Regions from separate parts of the Homo sapiens genome. Here region 2 is linked to region 1. Evidence: chromatin loops called from intact Hi-C (ENCODE). Cell type or tissue: CD4-positive, alpha-beta T cell. All regions are shown on one strand. Links, peaks and the distances in the headings refer to the core of each region. The heading gives the core; the rest is flanking DNA.

Region 1 (10,153 bases), core at 4,450-6,949:
TTCATTTTAAGTAAATCATTACACAAGTGGACTTTGAGACTGGAAGAAAAAAAAAAAAACCCAACCCGGTGAAAAGAAACTACACTCTATGAGGAAGACACCATCACCATGGGTGCAAGGTGAGTGATCTTAATCTACCCGTCCCAAGAAAAATCAGCACCCACAAGGCTTTTGTCACTGTCAGGGCCAGAAATCATAATCCTTGTCCAGTTTCCTTTTGTCTTGGGTAGAGAGATATATGCTAAGAACAGAACGTGACCTAGTGGTTTATATCTGCAGCACATGCTCTGTGTTGGGTGCAGGTGCACACACCCCACCGGGTGCAGGCTCCCCTCAACTCATCTGGCGCCCACCGGGTCCAAGGGCCGCCCTCCTGGCAAGCACACAGTGGACAGCCCAGCCTCAGCTATCATGCATGGGAAGGGGCTGGGGGTACTTGCCGTATCTGGAAGCATAGTCTGGTCTGGGCACCAAAATAATTTTCTGGTAAACTTTGCAGAAAGATTGGAGTTCAGCATCGAAGGGACGCCGTGTGGTCCCCACAATCAGAATCCGGTCATCTGGTTTCAGGAGTTTCAGGATTTGGGGAAGGTGTTTTTTCAGGCGTTTAGGTTCATTCTGGGAGAGAGAAAAAAAAATTGGTCCACATATAGAAAAAAAGAATGAAAAAATGAAAGAAAATTTACTTAGGATGCATTGCAGCATCCTTTGTTAAAGTGATTGCAAAGCTCTGACAAACACAATTTCTTAAGGTTTGTCCTGGGATGGGTCTCGGAATGTGCTTCCCAGTATGACCCAGTGGATTTTAATTGTCAGTGTTTCCTTTCCTCAACCTCTGGTGTCCAGATTTAGAGGGTGGGAAGGAAGGAAGCACCTTGGCCCTAGGAATGGGAAGTGGTGGCTGATTTACAAACGGAAGGAAGCTCACTCGGACCTGTAATGAGCTGTGGTGCTCCCATTTTCCTAAGTTGTTTGGAAGCTGGACACAAGACTTCCTTTGCTGATTGCTGGAACAATGAAGAGCCCAGCTCCTGCATCTCATGTCTGAAAAATACCTGGTTACATAAGGCTGTGAAACTTATCTCTCTGAAGCAGTTGGGAAATAGTTTGAACCTGAATTATTTTAGTATAATCTCAGCACTAATGAGGGAGAGGAATGAGCGAGAACAGGCTGGCTGTTCAGCACCCCAGGGAGGACGACTTCCAGCCCGTGGGAGTCAGATCTGACCATGTTGCCATGGGCAACAGCCTGGCTGCAAACGAACCTCGCCCCCAGTGCAGACAGCAAAGAGGAAGCCGGGGAAGGAGAAGCACACCAGGGGCAATGGTGAGAGCCTCTGCAGAGACTTCCCAAGCACAGTCGAGGCCATTTTTGCTCCCATTTGGCTGACGGCTAATGATGTTCCTGCGTCTTTTCATGTGCTTATTGGTCATTTGTGTATCTTATTTGGAAAAATGTGTATTTAGATTGTTGGCCCACTTTAAAAGTTGGGTTATTTGTCTTTTTATTATTGAGTTGTAAGGGTTCTTTGTAGGTTCTATTAATAGATAGAAGTCCCTCAATATTACATGGTTTGCAAACATTTTCTTCTGTTCTGTGGGTTGTCTTTTCACTTTCTTGAGGATGTCCTTTGCAGCAAAAAAGTTTTTAATTTTGATGAGTTGCAATTTTCTTTTTGTGGCCTGTACTTTTGGTGTCATATCTAAGGAACAACTGCCTAATCTAAGGTCACAAAATTTATGCCTATATTTTCTTGTAAGAGTGTTCTAGTTTTAGCCCTTATTTTTAGGTCTTTGATACATTATCAGTTGATTTTTGTATATGGCGTGAGGTAAGGGTCCAACTCTTTCTTTTGCAGGCAGCAATTCAACAGTCCCAGCATTACTTGTTGAAAAGATTATTCTTTCTGAATTGAATTGTCTTTGCACCTTTGTCAAAACGAACTGTAATGTAAGGCTTTATTACTGGATTCCTGATTCTGATCCATTGATCTATGTCTCTTCTTAGGCAAGTCCACACTGTCTTGATTGTTGTAGCTTTGTGGTAAGTTGGAAAATGAAATTGGGACATGTGAGTCCCCCAACTTTATTTTTCTTTTGAAGAATGTTTTGGCTGGATCTCCTGAATTTCTGGATGAATTTTAGGATCAGTTACCAATTTCTGCAAATAAGCTGGCTGAGATTTCATGGGAATTGCATTGAATATGTAGGCCAATTTGGGAATTATTACCATCTTAACAAGATTAAGTCTTTCAACCAATGAATACAAATGTCTTTCCATTTATTTAGGCTTCCTTTAAATTTTTCAGCGTTTTTGTAGTTTTCAGAAAAGTCTTGCACTTCTTGTGTCAAAGAACTTTGTGAGAACAATTTCTTTTATTTTTGAGACAGAGTCTCACTGTGTCATCCAGGCTGCAGTGCAGTTGCACAATCTCTGCTCATTGCAATCACCACCTCCTGGGTTCAAGTGATTCTTGTGCCTCCTGAGTAGCTGGGATTACAGGTGTGCACCACCATGCCCGGCTAATTTTTGTATTTTTAATACAGACAAGGTTTGCCATGTTGGCCATGCTAGTCTCGAACTTCTGACCTTAAGTGATCTGCCCGCTTCGGCCTCCCAAAGTGCTGGGATTACAAGTGTGAGCCACCGTGCCTGGCCCTAAGAACTTTGTGAGAACAATTTCTATAGAGTGGTGGGGGTAGCAAGCCGATGGTGGTGGGTTGAGGGGTGAGTAGGGTGGTGAGAAGAGACTTGCCTTAAAGAACAAAGCAGGTGGTGGGAGTGACTGGGCATTTGGGGTGCACATGTGAGCTGCCCAAAGAACAGTGGAAGTAGGACTGATCTGACAGTCCTGGTGAGGCTGGAGACTGAGAATCCATGGGGGTAGAGACACACCTGCATGGTCTGAGCCCACCCTCAGCAACCCAGTTGCCATGGTGATGGCAGTGTGATCCCTGCCCTTTCTGAGGCAGGAGATGACACTGTTACCTTTCTGTCCTGAAATGGCAGGGACATTTGAAATGAATCAGCCTATCTGGATGACAAACGTTGATTCTGGGCAATGTCCAGAGTGACATCCTTGCTGATGGTGAGGTGCAGTCCCATGAACAGGGGACAGAAATTGGTGTGTCATTCAACTGGTAGTTCCCCTACACTCAGACCACCCCCATTCCAGTGCAGAGCCGTCTGTTATGCACGAGACCTGTGCACTCATCCATCATGCCAGCAAACCACCCCATGATCACCTGGCCACCTCCAAAACCGCCGCCCCTACCGCGGGGCCTGCCAGCCCCTCACAACTGTATTACTTTGGGCAATTTCAAATTAGTGGCTAGCATCCACGCAGCAATTTCAATTTGCTATTCTGCAGTTAGCTCCACAATACAACCGCCACAGCCAGCCCCAAGAAAGCAGCGATTCCTTGGCAGAGGCACTATCGTGATGTCAGGGAGGCGCTTGCTAGATGAAGTAACAAAGGGTAATGGGGCAGAAAATGCAGGAGCAGCCCGTGCGCCTCATTCTTTACCGCCTTCACCTCAGATACAAACAACTGACTGAGCGCACTCGAGGCGCAGGTGGGAGGAGACGCTACTCTCCTAGGAGGAGGAGAAAGGAGCGGGCCTGGTCCAGGCGTCTGCAGGGGGCAGGGGTGTGTTTGTAAAAGTGGCAGGGGTTGGAGTGGAGGTACTTGGAGTTTGGACTTTGCTGAAATTCTAGAGGTGTGAGGGGTTCTTTCAAAGATTGCTGAGGACAGTGTGAGGGGAACAGGAGTGTGTGCAGGAGGACAGAGAATTCCGGAGTAGGGCCCATTTGGTTCTAAGACAAGAGGGCCCCAAAGGCAGGTTTTGGGATGATGTTTGGAGTGGCCCCAGGGCTCAGAGGGCCGCAGGGATGCGGTGTGGTTTAGGTGCACCAGGAGGGCTGACCCAATGGGCAGAAGGCGAAGCTGGTGGTTTCCCCCCCATGTCTTCCAGCCTGTGCTGTGTGTGGTGGGGAGAAGGCCCCATTCTGGCAACCTTGTTTCTGAATCCCAGCATGACCCGAGAGCAGCTGTGCGCCTTCTGGGAGCCTTTGTTCTCTTTTGTGTCACAGGGAAAACAATGCCTTCCTCTCAGGGTTGCCGGGAGTTTCCCTGACATATGTATTGTGCTTGGGAAAGAGGAGGTATTCAACTGATGTCCCCCACCGCCACCGGGGTCCTCCTTTTCCTGTCCGCAACAGTGTCCCTGCGCCCGGGAAGTTTGGCTTCCATGCTCGGGTGGCGTCACTGATCTTCGCCATGCCCCAATCCCCGGGTGAGCTTCCTGCCTCTTATTGCGGGAGGGGCCTCACCCAAAGGCAGAGGGGCCGGAGGGTGCATTCAGTCACTGGATTTTCAAGGGGATTTCCCGGAGTCCCTCAACCCCAGGGCAAGGTCGGCCCTGCTGCCTGTATGGCACCCGTAGCTGGTGGAGTGCCAGCCTCCTGGATGTTCTTCTCTGTGCCTCTGTGCCCTTGGGATCAGGGCAGCCTTTGGGACAGAGGCCGGGGCAGGTGGGAGGAAGGACTAGGCTCCCTAGGTGGCTGAGTGATGCAATGAGGAGCAGGTTACGATGCCTCCTGGGCTCCTCTCACCTGTGGATGCCTCTGCTGCCCTTGGCTTTTGGTCACCTTCAGAATGTGGACGTCCAATGCTCATGGCCACCTGGGGCCCTGGTGGCAGAGGATCTTGGGTGAGACACAGAGTCTCAGAGGCTGGGAAGGACAGCAGGACTGGCCCAGTCATGGCTCTGGAGACGCAGGAAGGCAGCAGGAACTCTGCAGCCCTGCTCCCTGAGGGGCAGGCCCCGCAATGCCATCACTGCACGGTGCAGGCCGAGTGGAGCTGGAGTTCCGTGTAGAGCTGGGCATGCACACGCAATGGTTTCCTCCCCCGCTCCTCTCCTGCTGCAGCATTGGAGCTGGGGGTGGAAATACTGGGGGTGGGAGGTGGAGGATGGCATTCATGCCTCTTGCAGCTCTGAGTCTGGGGTGGCTCAGGTCCCCTCGCCGGCCTTGCAGATGCTCAGGAAGCCAGGGTGCCCTTTGGCTTGCAGTCCCCTAGGACTTATCCCAGGGTGTGACTCCTGGTCCTCAGTGCAGTTGACCTCCCCAACACACGACGGACTCCTCTAATGGGAAGTGAACAGAGAAAACGTCCAGTTCATCCACAGCAAAGACCATGCCTCCAGTGGCCTTCATTTCCTACAGGGACAAAGCTAGGCATGGGCAGGGTTTGCGGGAATCGGGGATGGTGCTGAGAGGTTCGCTCTGTGTCAGGAGCACAAGGGCTGATTCAAGGCAGGGTTCCGCAGGCTCGGCTGCTTCTTCACGGCTTTCAGCTCCCTCCTCAGCGCGCCTCCTTCCCCTCACATCCACTCCCTTTATGCGAGGGTGTCTACAGGGTATATTTCATTCCCTGCCTCCAGCTTTCTCTCAGAGGCCCCCTCTCAGCGCTCCTTCCCCAGTGCTCCTCTGGCTCTCTCAGGAGGAACATTCCCGTTCCCCTTGCTCTCCCAGACTCAGATGTGCAGTGAGCAGGCAGCCGCAAGCACTGATGGCAAGCCCAGGGCACTGTGGGAGAATGCAGGGGGCTGCATGAACTCAGAGGCCGTGCGGGCTGAAATGCTTTCATTTAATAGTAAAGGAAGCGGAGGCTCAGAGAGGTTAAGTTACTTGTTTAAGGACACACAGCCAGCTGTGTGAATGCTGTTCACTGCTGGCCTGAGTTCCAGGCCAGTGTCTTCCACTCCCCAGGCTTATGTCTGGTGGGAGAGGGAGTAGCCCCTGCCCATGAATGAGCCAGGTTTCTGATAACTCCAGGTGTGTGACACGTGAGACGAAACACTGCCCTGCATTTCTCTTAGACGTGGGACCTGGTGGAGAACCCGGTCATTCCTGCCATCCATTTTGCATACCTACTTGTGGACCTTTTCAAGTTTTTCTGCAATGCAGCAACTTCGCCAGCAGAGGGAGTGAACTACAAGAGTCCCAGATTAAATAATAAATGAGTTCTCTGAAGACTTTCTGAAATGACAGGGCAATCAAGGCTCATTTGGGGAAGAAAAGATTGAGCTTCCACTCTTTATCCAAATCATCTCTACCTGCGAAAAGTGATGTATAATACATAAGGATCAAAAGTGATTAAAATCCTTATGAATTTAATCAGAAATTCACAGTTAACCACTATTTGCTTTGGTGCAAATTGATGTGGAATAACAATCTCGTGTATCTGCACATTTTTTTTAACTTGTGGGAAATTTGCTGGTGATTTGTGGGGGGAAGTGGTGGAGGAGGGGGACCATTGAAAGGAGAGAAAAGAAGGAAGGAAGCAATTGAAAAAGGACTCCCTGGAGGCCCGAATGTGGTGCACTTAGCAGTTCTGCTGAGGGTCTTTGTTCATCAATTGTGGGCCTTTTGCTATTTATTATGATGAACAATAGGAAATCCTAATAATAACTCCTATGTGTGCCATTTGCTTTAACTGAGCAGAGTTCTCTAAATTGTTTCTTACCTCTGAATCGTATGTTTGGGTGGAAAATCCCTCTCCCCTTTCTTCCACACTTTCTTTCCTTCTAAACTATGTCTCATAAAGTCAGACCACAGAACCCTTTCAAATACAGTTAGGGCAGACAGAGACCACTACAGAGAGCCCCAGTGTTTCCTTCCTCGCTTGAAAAGGCAAGACCTTCTCAAAAAGTAGAGGTAGGCCTTGGTAAGGGCCTCCTTTGGAGGAAAGAAAAGGCAAAAGTAAGGCATGAGAAAGTCCTCACCATCTTTTCTGCGTTGGGAACTTTTTTGTAGAAGGTTTTTTCTGTGTCTTCAATCCACACCACGGAGGGCTGGAGCTGTCGAGCCACCTGCAGAGGAAAAGGCAGGGCCCTGGTTGTAAATGCACTTCCCTCTCAGGTGTGCAGAGCCCTGGTTGTAAATGCGCTTCCTTCTGGGGTGTGCAGAGCCCTGGTTGTAACTGTGCTTCCCTCTGGGGTGTGCAGAGCCCTGGCTGTGAACGTGCTTCCCTCTGGGGTGTGCAGAGCCCTGGTTGTAAATGCGCTTCCCTCTCAGGTGTGCAGAGCCCTGGTTATAAACGTGCTTCCCTCTGGGGTGTGCAGAGCCCTGGTTGTAAACGTGCTTCTCTCTGGGGTGTGCAGAGCCCTGGTTGTAAATGTGCTTCCCTCTGGGGTGTGCAGAGCCCTGGTTGTAAATGCGCTTCCCTCTGGGGTGTGCAGAGCCCTGGTTGTAAATGTGCTTCCCTCTGGGGTGTGCAGAGCCCTGGCTGTGAACGTGCTTCCCTCTGGGGTGTGCAGAGCCCTGGTTGTAAACGTGCTTCCCTCTGGGGTGTGCAGAGCCCTGGTTGTAAATGCGCTTCCCTCTGGGGTGTGCAGAGCCCTGGCTGTAAACGCGCTTCCCTCTCAGGTGTGCACCTGCTCTCCCCGTGCGGCTCATCAGCTCTGCTGCACAGGCACAGAAATGTGTTCTGCAGCTACAACCTGCCCCACCACGTCCCTTCCTTCACAGCAGGACAAGTCCCCACCCCCCCCAACCGCTCCTCTGTCAGTCCTGTTCTGACAGGCAGGACAAGCTTGAGGACAAACATTCTGCTCTAGGACCTCAACATCCTCTCAGTTTGGCTTGAAAGAAACCCACAGTTTTCTGCTGAAAATGAATGGAGAACTGGGCCACGAGTTTTAATTACCGCCTCTGGCCGTTCCCGGGTTTATTCAAGTTTGCTTACCATGAGAAAAACCGTTTCAGCACTCGGGCCCCCACGAGGCTATTTGTTCATCTCTGTTTGGCTGTGCCTTTGTGGCCTAGGCTCCCCCTGAAAGGTGGCTCCGAGCCCCTCTGGACAAGCAGGGCCTCGCGACAGAGCTGGGATGGGACTTACCCTGGGCCCATGAATAATTGCTGTACACCTAACAATCTCTTCAAAGCACCCCTGTGATAGCGAAGTTCAGGTATTTTTGCAACAATTTGTGCTTTGTGCGAAATTGTGACAGATAAAAGCCATGGTGAATACAGCGTTATGTACTCCTATTTTTATATTTCTTAAAACATCATTAAGGCAGCAGGCATGATTTTAAACCAAGACAGTCATTCAGTGAGTGATGGAAAAATCGCTAGGGACACTCTACTGTGTCTGCCTCCCTGTCATTATGTACGAAGTGGCAAGTCAGGGCTATAAAGCAGATTATGCGCCTTCAAAGGCAGAAGTGGGCACTGATTGAACTGGATCCTTGCGCTGGCCCAACGCCTGGGCCGGCTGCATTCCCAGGCCCCAACACACACGGACATTCAGAGAGAAAAGAGTGCCAGCCAAGCACCATTTGATAGGTATTTTGCAGACCCAGAGTCACAGAATTTAGGAACTCAGAATCCCAAATTTTAATCGTGATCCCTGAGCCAGTGTGGTGTGATAACTGCAGTGAATGAGTTGGCAGACATGTGCCAGGCATCAGCCACCTATGTTGTGCCCAGCATCACACATGGTCAGAGCCAGCACACACCTGGCGCTGCCTCCTCCTGGAGGCCTTAGCACATGTGGAATAAACTGCTCATCTCATCTGAACCCTATGAAGCAGATAACAATGAACCATTGTTATCATCCCTGTTTGCAGACAAGGAAACTGAGGCTTGCAGACATTAATTGATGGCCCTGGTCATACAGGTCCAGTGTGGCAGAAGCAGGACTGGAGGCCAGGCTGGGGGCTACAATCTGTGCTGGCAGCTGAGGCAGCCTATGCGGGTTCCCTCATCTACTCTCACCACGAGCGTGAGGGGCCAGCCCTAGGACCTCTGCTTCGGAGCTGAGAACTGAGACGAGTAGGTGGTTATGTTACAGTGGGGAGCTAGTCGGGCATGAGCAGGGCAGGAGAAGGCTCCTTCCAATACATACACACACCAAGAATGTCAGGTGACCATCCCATGATGGGCAGGTGGTTGTTTTCTGTATTTCTATAATAATCATTGGTCACAGCCAGCACTAGCGAAAGGCAGTCTCCCAATAAACAGAAACACCGGAAGTGGGTGATCAGCAGCTTCCCAATAAGATCTCAGGGGTTGGGCGAGTGGGTTCAACCATGTGCATTAAGAGGCAAAACGGTGGAATTTAACTGGCCTATGACCTTCTAGGGACATTCGACTGGTAAGGGAGGAGCATCTCAAGTGAGCATGCGCACAACTCCAGTGAACACACTGTGCATGCATGCTCCCTCCCAAGTGCTGGCAGGCCACTGTGCATGCGGACAGCCCACCCCAAGGGAAGAATCAGGAGAGAAGGGACGCAAGACCCCAGAAGCATGCTAACATAGAAAACCCAGGCTGGAGTGCAGTGGCACGATCTTGGCTGACTGCAACCTAGAGCACGAGACCTCTCACCCTTCGTTCTGCTGAATGTGGGGGTGATCTGCATTTGTGAGCACTTTATTTTGGCCTTGCCACTAGGATTTTATTTTTTGGCATGATCAGGGAACATTTTTACACTGCTGGTGGGAATGTAAACTCATAGAGCTGCTATGGAAAACGGTGTGGAGATTCCTTAAAGTACTAAAAGTAGAACTACCATTTGATCCAGCAATCCCACTACTGTACCTACCCAGAGGAAAAGATACAAAAATGATTCTTGCACATGCATGTTTATACTTTGCACATGCAGCACAATGCACAATTGCAAAATTGTGGCACCAACCCAAATGCCCATCAACGAGTGGATAAAAAAACTGTGCTATATATATATATATATATGATGGAATACTACTCAGCCATAAAAAGAAATGAATTAACAGCATTTGCAATGACCTGGATGAGATTGGAGACTATTATTCTAAGTGAGGTAACTCAGGAATGGAAAACCAAACATCGTACGTTCTCACTAGGACGCGAAGGCATAAGAATGATACAATGGACTTTGGGAACCTGTGGGGAAGAGTGGGAGGGGGGTGAGGGATGAAAGACTACAAAAAGGGTGCAGTGTATACTGTTCAGGTGATGGATGCACCAAAATCTCACAAATCACCACTAAAGAACTTACTCATGTAACCAAATACCACCTGTACCCCCAATAACTTACGGCAAAAAAAAAAAAATCAAAATCTCAAATCTCAAATCAATGAGTAGGTTATTAACTATAGCACC
Region 2 (10,153 bases), core at 4,827-7,326, 1.2 Mb after region 1:
ACACAGACACATCTGCACACATACACACGCATCTACCCAATACACACAGACACACTACACACATACACACACATCTACACACACACACATCTGCACACATACACACATCACACACTCACACACATCTGCACACATACACACACATCTACACACATACACACAAACCTACACACATACACACATCTACACACAGACACATCTGCACACATACACACGCATCTACACAATACACACAGACACATCTACACACATACACACACATCTACACACATACACACATCTGCACACATACACACATCTACACACATACACTCACACACATCTGCACACATACACACACATCTACACACATACACACACACCTGCACACATACACACATCTACACACATACACACACATATCTGCACACATACACACACACAGGCACCCATGTGCACACACCACACCCTCTTGTACACATATACATACACAGCTGTGCACTCACATGCACACAGGCTCATGCACATACTTCTCTCTCACACACAGTGCTCACTCTACCCAAGGTCCCAGCTCCGTGCACACGCACCCTGATGCCTGTGTGACGCTGCTCCTGCCCCTTCTCCCCCAGGCCGTGTCCTCCTCATTTGGATCTCCCCTCCAGCGGGGCCTCCTCGGAGGAGCCAAGGGATGAAGGTGCTGAGGGCCTGGCTCCTGTGCCTGCTGATGCTGGGCCTGGCCCTGCGGGGAGCTGCAAGTCGTACCCATCGGCACTCCATGGAGATCCGCAGTGAGTGCCTGGACCCCTGTCAGCCTCCCTTACCCCACCCTGCCTCACCCCAGAACCTAGTGCAGCCTGGTCGCTCGAGAACCTGGCAGGAACGGGGTGCGCGGGAGGAAAGGGAAGTCAGTCTTGGTGCTTTTTTGAACTCCTGCTTCCCAAAGCCAGCCCACGCCCAGAAATGGCCTCGCCAGAACCTCTGGGTGCCTGTTCCTCGGGTGGCTCCCAGCATGGCCTGGCGACTGGGCTGAGAGGCCCTGCCTGTGCACTCTGCCCCGCTGCCTCTGGGAGCACAGCACACCCTGGGGACACGTGCCCATGGTCTGCTCCAGCTCTTTCCTTTCCAGCCCCTGACATCAATCCTGCCTGGTACGCCAGTCGCGGGATCAGGCCTGTGGGCCGCTTCGGTCGGAGGAGGGCAACCCTGGGGGACGTCCCCAAGCCTGGCCTGCGACCCCGGCTGACCTGCTTCCCCCTGGAAGGCGGTGCTATGTCGTCCCAGGATGGCTGACAGCCAGCTTGTCAAGAAACTCACTCTGGAGCCTCCCCCACCCCACCCTCTCCTCTCCTTCGGGCTCCTTTCCCTTCAATCCTAATAAAAGCTCTGGTCTTCAGTTACACATTCACGACTGTGTGGTGGTGACTCTGAAGTTGTTCCCTCCTGGGACATTAGACTAGAAAGAACCTCAGAGCCCAGCAACTTCTTTGGAAGAAAAGGCTTTGTGACTTGGCAGAGGGCACTTGGCACTGAGTTGGGGCGCTGGGTCTACCCTTGGTCACCGGCAGCCCACAGCCACCCCCACACCCAAGCTGCCCTGAGTGGCTGCCCAGGCTGTCCACTGCAGAAGGCCAGGAGGTGCCACGCGTCATACTCTGCAGGACACTGTCCCCATAGGACGGTAGCACAGCCCCCAGCCTGAGCCCTGGGCAGCCCCTCAACTTCAGTCCTTTTTATTTAGACTATTTTTCAGAGCAGCTTTAGGTTCACAGCAAAATTGAGTAGAAGGTACAGAAAGTTCCCATCCACCCCCTTCCCCCACATCCGCACAGCCTCCCCCATGATCAACACCCCCACCGAGGGTGCTTTTGTCCCAGTCGAGGAACCCACACTGACACATCCCCATCCCCAACCAGCGTATGTCAGAGCCCACTCTCCACGCTGTGCGTCCTGTGGGTTTGCACAAATGTACAACAACACGATGTGGCATCACGCAGAGTCGTTTAACTGTCCTAGAAGTCCTCTGGGCTCCCCCTACTCATCCCTGCACCCCGCAACCCCTACAACTGCTAGTCCTCTCATTGCAGTCTGTCTTGCCTCCCTCTTACTCAGGGAAGATGCATCATGGATTGTTTCTGACCCATGGCAGGGAGACTTGAACCTAGATTGCTCCCACGCCACGTGCGTCCCTTTCAAATCACACGGGGATGTCTCCACATCCTGCCTCAGGTGTAGCTTAGGTTGGCATTGGGGGCACACTTGCACCACCTGGGAGACTGAGTTCATCCCGTGAATCACTGAGCCTCAGTTTCCACAACTGCATGCCACAGAACAGCAACGCTTACCTCATTCCTCAGCTCCGTGGGCGTGGCACCTGCACGCCTGCCGGCACAGGGTGGGTGCTCTGTGAGTGCAAGCCCCTTCCCCAAGGCCCATCCTCCACCCAGCCATGTAACAGGCTTCACCAGCTCCCTCCAACCCAAAGCTTGGCCTGGACTCTTGCTGGACCCTGCCTGCAGATGCTGATCTCAGGAGCCCATCCTGACCACAGCCCTCTTGGCCATCCATGCTCAGAGGGGCCAGTGGCAAGGCCCAGACCACCTACACGGGGCTGAGTTGGGGTGACTGCACCTCCCCAGCTACAGGGGAGCCCCTCCAGCCCTGAGCCACCTCGCCAGGGTAGAGTGAGCCTGCAGGAACAGGAAGGGGGGCAAGGTCTGTTCCGAAGGCAGCAGGGGCTGGGTCAGGCCTTAAAGAGGCCACAGCCCTCAAAAAGTTAAACACGGAGTTATCAAACGACCCAACAATTCGCCCCAGGTGTAGACCCTGGAGAACTGAGGGCAGGTGCTCAGCACATCACAGCAGCGTTTACAGCAGCACCCTTCCAAGTAGCCAAAGGGTGGACATGACCTGAATGCCCATTGCCTTAGTCAGTTCGGGCTGCTCTAATAAGATAGCATAGGCACAGAGGCTCAGCCAGTAAACACTCACTCCTCACAGTTCTGGGGGCAGGAAGTCCAAGATCAAGGTGCTGGCTGATCCGACACCTTGATCCGACACCATCTTCCTGGTTGACAGACACCGTCTTCTCGTTGTATCCTCACATGGCAGAGAGCAGAAACAGGAAGCAAGCTCTCTAGCCTCTTCTTATGAGGGCACTAATTTCATCCATGAGGGTTCCACCTTCATGACCTAATCTCCTCCCAAAGACCCGATCTCCTAATACCACCATAATGGGGGGAGGATTTCAACATATAAATTTGCAGTGGCGGGGACACAAACATTTCATAACACCCATCAACAGAAGAATAGAAAAACACAGCGTGGTCTATCCATGCAATGGAATATTACTCAGCCAGGAAAAGGAATGGACCACTGATACATGCCACAACACGGATGAACCTTGGAAGCATCATGCTAAGTGAAAGAAGCCAGGCACAAGAATTCAAATGTTGTATGATTCTGTTTATATAAAAACGTTGTATGACATTGCATATTCTATGGAAGCAGATTCATGGCTGTCAGGGGATAGGGAAGAGGGGTGGGGGGATGACTGCTTAATGGATATGGGGGTTCCCTTTTGGAGGTGGTGAAACGTCTTAGAACTGGACCACGGCAGTGGCTGAAGAACAGAGTGAATGTACTAGAAGCATATTTTCAGCATCCTTCTCCCACGAATAAGGCCAGTCTCCTACATAGCCATAAAATCATCATACCTGAACAAACCGTTGTAGTAATTTCACAATATCATCTAGTTTTTAGTCTGTACTCAGAAATCCCCACATGCAGCAAGACAGTCTCCTTTTTCCCCCACCGGGCTCCAATCTGCATTCACAGTCCGTTGTTTCTCTTTGATTTCCGACCAGTTAATTTTTTATGTTGTCCTGGTGTTGAATTTTTCAAGCACCCAGATGAGTCGTCTTGGAAAATGCTCCACCTGTGTGATTTGTAAGTTGTTCCCCCAAGGTGATGTCCCTGTTCTTCCGTTCCCTGTACTTCCTGTCATCAGAGAGGGGCATCCAGGATCTTGCCTGGATTCAGGTCGCGCACTGTGGACCCAAAAACTGTGTCCTTCCCACTGCATCATATCTGACCATGGGATCCTGGGCTCCCTCTCTGACAGTGCTATTTGACCCTGTGGTAGAGACAGATCTCTTCATTGTAAGAGGTTTTTTCCCTGTGTGATCAATGTGAAATCTGTGCTGGGGCCAGGGCCCCATGGCCAAATCCTGTTTCCCAGCCAGCTTGCGGCCTGAGATGTCAGTGTCCCCTGACTACCCATGCCAGGCTCAGCTGCTGCACCACCAGTCACCCCCACACCATGGTGATTCTCTAATTCCTTCCACAGTCATTAGTTGGATTCTTCCAGAGAAGATATTTCTTTTTTTCTTTTTTTTCAGAACTTTATAATTTTTGACACTCGAATTGGCCTAAATTTGGCCAGTGGGAGTCCTAAACAGGGAATAAATTTTAAAAAAATTAAAAAGAATAGTTCTGTGAGTCAGCCACTCTGGGAAACGCAGACCCATCAGAAGAATGGGATGGGAACATACTCAAGAGGAAACAAGACAGGGCGGGCACGGTGGCTCACACCTGTAATCCCAGTACTTTGGGATGCCGAGATGGGCGGATCACTTGAGGTCAGGAGTTCGAGACCAGCCTGGTGAAGCCCCATCTCTACTAAAAATGCAAAAATTAGCCAGGTGTGGTGGCGGGCGCCTGTAGTGCCAGCTACTTGGGACTGAAGCAAGAGAATCACTTGAACTTAGGAGGCAGAGTCTGCAGTGAGCTGAGATCCCATCACTGCACTACAGCCTGGGTGACAAGAGCAAAACTCTGTCTCAAAACAAAAAAAAAAAAAAAGAGAAAGAGAGAGAGAAGAAAAGGTTAGCATCACAGGCTGGGATGGCAGGGGCTCCCAGGGCCACTCATCAACATTGCCATGCCTCCGGCATCCACCACCACCCCCCACAGGCAAACAACAGCTCACGAGAAGACCCAGGTCCGAACTCAGGCTAAGCAGGGCTGGAGCTGCTTCCCCAGCAGCAGCCTGGACAGTGGGTACATGGACCAGCTTCTCCCAGGATCTGGGGCCAGTGGGGTCCTGGACCCATTTATCCTGAATCATCTGCGACACAAATGTCTGCAGCCCTGCTGGGGCCTCTCCCTGTGTGCTTGCAGAAATAGGGCCTTCCTGCCTGCTGCCCCACCCCAGCCCCGTTTCGGGACAGGAAGATAAGGTGGTGGAGCACTGACACAGGTGAGTCTTCCACACGCAGGTGTCAGGGGCGGCGGGGGCTGTTTTCAGGAAAGCCTGCCTGTTCTTTAGGTCTCTGGGGAAAAAAAACATGCTTTCCTCCCTTTGTTGGATACACATGTGTTGAGTGCCTGGTGTGTGCCAGACAGTGTAGAGGACCCTGGGAATCCCACAGAAATCAGGACAGACAGAGGCCCTGCCCTCACTGAGGTTCTCAGCCTCACCTATGCTCACCTGGAAGGATTTAGAAATCCCTGGGCAGTCTGATGGAATCAGAACCTCTGGGTGATATGCAGCTGAGGCGCTCCATTTTTTTTTTTTTTTTTTTTGAGATGGGGTCTCATTCTGGTGCCCAGGCTGGAATGCAGTGGCTTGATCATGGCTCACTGCAGCCTCGACCCCCGAGGCCTAAGCAATCCTCCCACCTCAGCCTCCAGGGTAGCCAGGACTACAAGTGTGCACCATCATACCCAGCTAATTTTTTGTTTTGCTTTTTGTAGAAACAGGGTCTCCCTTTGTTGCCCAGGCTGGTCACAAACTCCTGGCCTCAAGTGGTCCTCCCGCTTCGGCCTCCCGAAGTGCCAGGATTACAGGCATGAGCCACCGCACCCTGCCCCGGTGTGGGGCTTTCCGAAGCTCCGCAGGTGACTCCAGCACAGGGTTGAGCCCCACCTGCCTAGTGGTGAGGGAGGAGGGGAAAGGGGCAGTCACAGTCCTGGGAGACCCAGGGTTCCAGGACCACCACAGATCTGTCCACTCTTGGGGAGGCCATGAAATGATTCCTGAAGGAGTCAAAGGACACATTTTAATAATAAATGCTGGCATAGTCACAGGAGGTCGTCAAAACAGAGGGGGAAGCAGGCAGTCAGACCTACAGGCATCCTACAAACTTCCCTTGTATTCTTCCCCTTCTATGTCATCAAGCCGCTCCTCTGCAGCTCCTCTGAGAGCCTCCTGGTTCGCCCTTCAGCAGAGCAAGCACTCCGGACGCCAGGACCGTGGGGCTTGCCTTCCACAATGCTGGAGCGCCATCTGGTGGCCACGGGCAACCTCAGCCTCCTGCCGCCCGCAAGCTGGGTCCCCACCCCGGCTGAGGGCCCGCTGCGGGGGCACAGGGCGCGAGGACACAGCCTAGCACACTAGGGACTCACACTTCATGTTCTTCATCGGCAAGGGAATCATCGCGTGAAAAATGGTCCAACTTTACTCGCAGCCGGAAACTGCAGTGTGGATAGCAATAATACAGTGTCAGATTTCACCTGTGAAATTGTCTAAGAAACGAGGACAGTCCTCGCGAAAATCAAGGGAACAGGCCCTCTAGGAAGCTATTGTTTTCTTTATTTATCCTTTAGCTTTTCTTGGAGATCATGACAGAGGTGTGTGAAATCTGCTCTGCATTTGTCTAGTAAAGATCACGTGAGGAGTTCATTTCAGGTCACACTAGCACCAGGAAAGCCAGACTCCAAGGAAGATCCAAGATGTTTCCTTGTCCCCAAGATTGAAAGCTGGATCTGCCAGGGGCCCAGTGGACCCAGGTGGCTCCTCCAGTTAGGAAAACGAAGCCAGGGATCATGAGGGAGGAGCTATTATGAAGCTGTGGTTGGAACACTGAGAAACCCAGGCTGGCAAGGAGGGGCTGTGCCCACCCTAGGCCCAATGGATGAGCAGAGGGAGCAGCCACCAGAACCTGCAGGAGGAAGAGGCCTCTTGGACAGGGGCAGTGGCTTCTGGCCAGGACACAGCCAGCCTCACCAGACAGGCCCTAGGCAATGGCTGGCCTCTGTGTCCCCTCCCCCATCCCCTGCCAGGGCTCCCCATGGTCTGGGCCCCACTGAAGGTCAAGGCCTGGCATCTCTACACAAAGTGAGTGAGAGCAGAAGGAAGCCCGGAGGAGCCGGGGAAGCCTCAGGCACAGAGCTCTTTCCCCTTCTGTGTGATGAGAAGCTCAGCGTCAAACGGGAGGTATTTTGCTTTCTCCTTCCTTGATCCTTACAGCAGCCAATACAGTGATGCCACTTTTTCCAGGTGGATAACAATGTCTTATTGTTTAAAACTTACACCTGCTTATCATAGGGACAAGGATGAAAACCAATATCACCTTCCAAAAAGTGGCCACCTTTGAAATAACCTTGCCACATCAGGTGTCCAGATAGAGACCCAACAGGAAAACATCATGTGGGGTTTACCTCCCAAAACAGGGTCTGGGTTGCTGCAGTTTGGATATTTGTCCCTTCCAAACCTCATGTTGAAATCTGACCCCCAGGGCCAGACGCAGTGGCTCATGCCCGTCATCCCTGCACTTTGGGAGGTGGAGGCGGGTGGATCACCCGAGGCCAGGAGTTGGAGACCAGCCTGGCCAACATGATGAAACCCCGTCTCTACTAAAAAATACAAAAATTAGATGGGTGTGGTGGCACGTGCCTGTAGTCCCAGCTACTCAGGAGGCTGAGGCAAGAGAATCGCTCGAACCTGGGAGGCAGAAATTGCAGTGAGCTGGGATCGTGCCAGTGCACTCCAGCCTGGATGACAGAGCGACACTCCATCTCCAAAAAAAAAAAAAAAAAAGAAGAAGAACTCTGACCCCCAGTGTGAGAGGTGGGGCCTAATGGAAGGTGTTGGGTCATGGGGGTGGGTCCCTCATAAATGGCTTGGTGCCATCCTAGCAGTAATGATGGAGCTCTTACTCCAAAGCTCCTGTAAGAGTTCCCCCAGAGCTGGTTGTTAAAAAGAGTGGGACCTCCCTGCTACCCTCTCCTACTTCCTCTCCCCGTGTGACCTCTGCACGCCAGCTCTCACTGCCTTCTGCCATGAGTGGAAGCAGCCTGGGGCCTCACCAGAAACAGATACCGGCCCTGTGCATCCTGTGCAGCCTGCAGAACCATGAGCCCAATAAACCTCTTTCTTCATAAATCACCCAGCCTCAGGTATCCCTTTATAGCAACACAAAAACAGACTCAGACATGGGTTTCTCTGTAAAGGGAGGCAGGCAGGATGAAGAAGTGTGGCCATCTGGGAATGCATCCCATCCAGAGAGCTGGGCCAGGCCCACGATAGTCACAGCCTGCCGCATGGGCCTGCTTCCTTATTTACTTAACAGGAGCCCTCCCAGAATCTATACAGAAATACCTACAACCATCCACCAGGCGCAGTGCCCTGCCTTGTCCTCAAAAACTTCTAAAAGCCAGATTGTCAAAAGCAATTTAATTTTTGGAGGAAAAACTGCATACGCAGTACAACTTATATCTCAGGCGAAATGTCTCAGAATCTTCCTGCTCATTGGACAGAAACTCAGCTTCACCACATTGCCAGCCGGGAGACCATGGAAGGGAACTGGCGCCACTGCCCCCAGCTGCCCTTCCCAGGGGCAACTTCACCAAGATGTGGAAATCCTGGGCCCACCCCACAGTCAGTCATCGCTCCATTTCTTCCTGGCACCACCACCTCCATCTGGCCTGCTCCCCAACCCCCCAGAAGCAGGTGGGCCCAGGCTCCAGGCCAGTGCCCCCATCAAGATCAGACGTAAGGCATCTTCCCACCGTCGCTGTGCTGCGGGGACTTTTCCAATCCTTCCTTCCTCTCTGTCCAGAGGCTGCCAGGCTGAGGGGGCCACCGTCCAGGTGGAACAGGCACAGGCATCGGGGAATCAGATGGTATCAGTGGGGATAGGGCACAGCACTTTCCTGGGAGCCATGTGACGCCAGATCTTCCTCTGGCAGTTCCCACTGGCTGTGGGAAGTGGTTTTCATAAAGGGGGCCAACTTCCAGGAACATCTAGGGCTCGGGAGCAACCCAGCATTGACAGTGAATCAGAATCCACCTAGAGCTGGCCATGGCCCAGGCAGGGGGTGTCTTCCCCACAGCCCCCAGGAGTGGCTGCACCTAGTGGGCGCAGCATTTGGCCTGCCTCGCGGGCCCCTTGTTCAGAGCCACAGCTGCATCCCCCCGTAGAGCCTGGCCCTCCTCGTCGCTTCTCTGCAGTAGCTCTTGGGCTGTGAACAGCAAGAGGAGGGGGCTGGCTAGGGAGGGAAGTCGCCCAGCCCAGCACAGCCCTGCAGACCAGCCACCCCAGGACCCGCCCCTCCTGTGTTTACCCTGAACCATAGAACAAGGGCCTCCTGCCCCTCCTGGTCACCATCCAGTCCCTAAAGACATTCTATGGGATACCACGTCACCAGCAACAGGGACCCAGGGAAGTTGGTCAGGGACAAGCACCTCCCCCTTGTCTGGCCCACGGGGACGTGACTCACCCACTGTATTGAACACCTCCGACACCTGGTGGTTCAGTTTGGCCGAAGTTTCCATGAACAGCAACTTCTGGCTGTCGGCAAACTCCTTCCCTTCCTGAAGGAAACAGCCACAAAATCCAGCGCTGTTTATAAGAGAGTTTCCTAAGGACACCTGGTTCACTTCCAACAGTAAGATCCGAGAAAGCTGCAGCCGTGGAGCCCGCACTCCTCCACGTTTCGTGTCCAAGTTGTGTTTCTTGGCACTCCTGAGCAGCCAGGACCAGGGAGGGGCGGGGTGTGCTCCCTGGAAGAGGCTCTTCCTCTAGCTGGCGGGGTGCGGCCTTCCTCCTCCTGCAGGGCCTGGAAAGCCAAGTCCCCACCCCCAGGTTCCCCTCCCATCATGCCTGTTGGCACCTGTGGGCTTTGATGCTGGGCAAAGAACCAACTGAGAACCCAGGAAACATGAGGCAGAGGGAGGCCCCTGGACGGCACCCACCTGGGCCCTTCTTCTGGGGAACCCTCATTTTCCAACACAGCTCTCCTCTGGGGAGAAATGGATGTCCCAGAGCAAAGGCAAACCAGAAAACAGCAGGCTTGCAACGGGTGACCAGGAGAAAGCATTCATGGGAAGGCCACAGCCTTGCCCAGGAGTCGAGGGTGGCCGAGGAATGGGGGCCTTCCTGTGCAGGCCCCT

Evidence for each region. A loop is a pair of places that touch in the nucleus more often than their neighbours do. Peaks named below come from ENCODE experiments on the same cell type or tissue, not always from the same donor. Only the 100,000 strongest peaks of a DNase experiment are listed, where the experiment ranks them.
Region 2: a loop joins it to region 1, with 4 times the contacts of the local background. A loop is called at or near these places in 4 of 110 quality-filtered maps.

The regions. Positions count from the first base shown.
Region 1 is chr2:236,337,765-236,347,917 of GRCh38, forward strand. DRC11 (dynein regulatory complex subunit 11) reads right to left here. Exons shown (of 19, transcript NM_024726.5): 16 at 6,793-6,879; 17 at 441-618. It overlaps LOC105373945 (a long non-coding RNA gene), which reads left to right and starts at 54. Exons shown (of 5, transcript XR_007088138.1): 1 at 54-119. RefSeq lists enhancers at 3,771-4,685, 4,686-5,600. In CD4-positive, alpha-beta T cell, for the core only: CTCF peaks have their summits at 5,992 (motif pointing right) and 6,201; a DNase peak (open chromatin) is centred at 5,987.
Region 2 is chr2:237,565,907-237,576,059 of GRCh38, forward strand. It overlaps PRLH (prolactin releasing hormone), which reads left to right and starts at 668. Exons shown (of 2, transcript NM_015893.1): 1 at 668-767; 2 at 1,106-1,269. The coding sequence starts at 668. The coding sequence ends at 1,269. It overlaps RAB17 (RAB17, member RAS oncogene family), which reads right to left. Exons shown (of 6, transcript NM_022449.4): 5 at 9,481-9,574; 6 at 8,420-9,222. The coding sequence ends at 9,113. RefSeq lists a silencer at 6,187-6,372 and enhancers at 6,966-7,501, 8,620-9,319. In CD4-positive, alpha-beta T cell, for the core only: CTCF peaks have their summits at 6,280 (motif pointing left) and 6,492; a DNase peak (open chromatin) is centred at 6,245.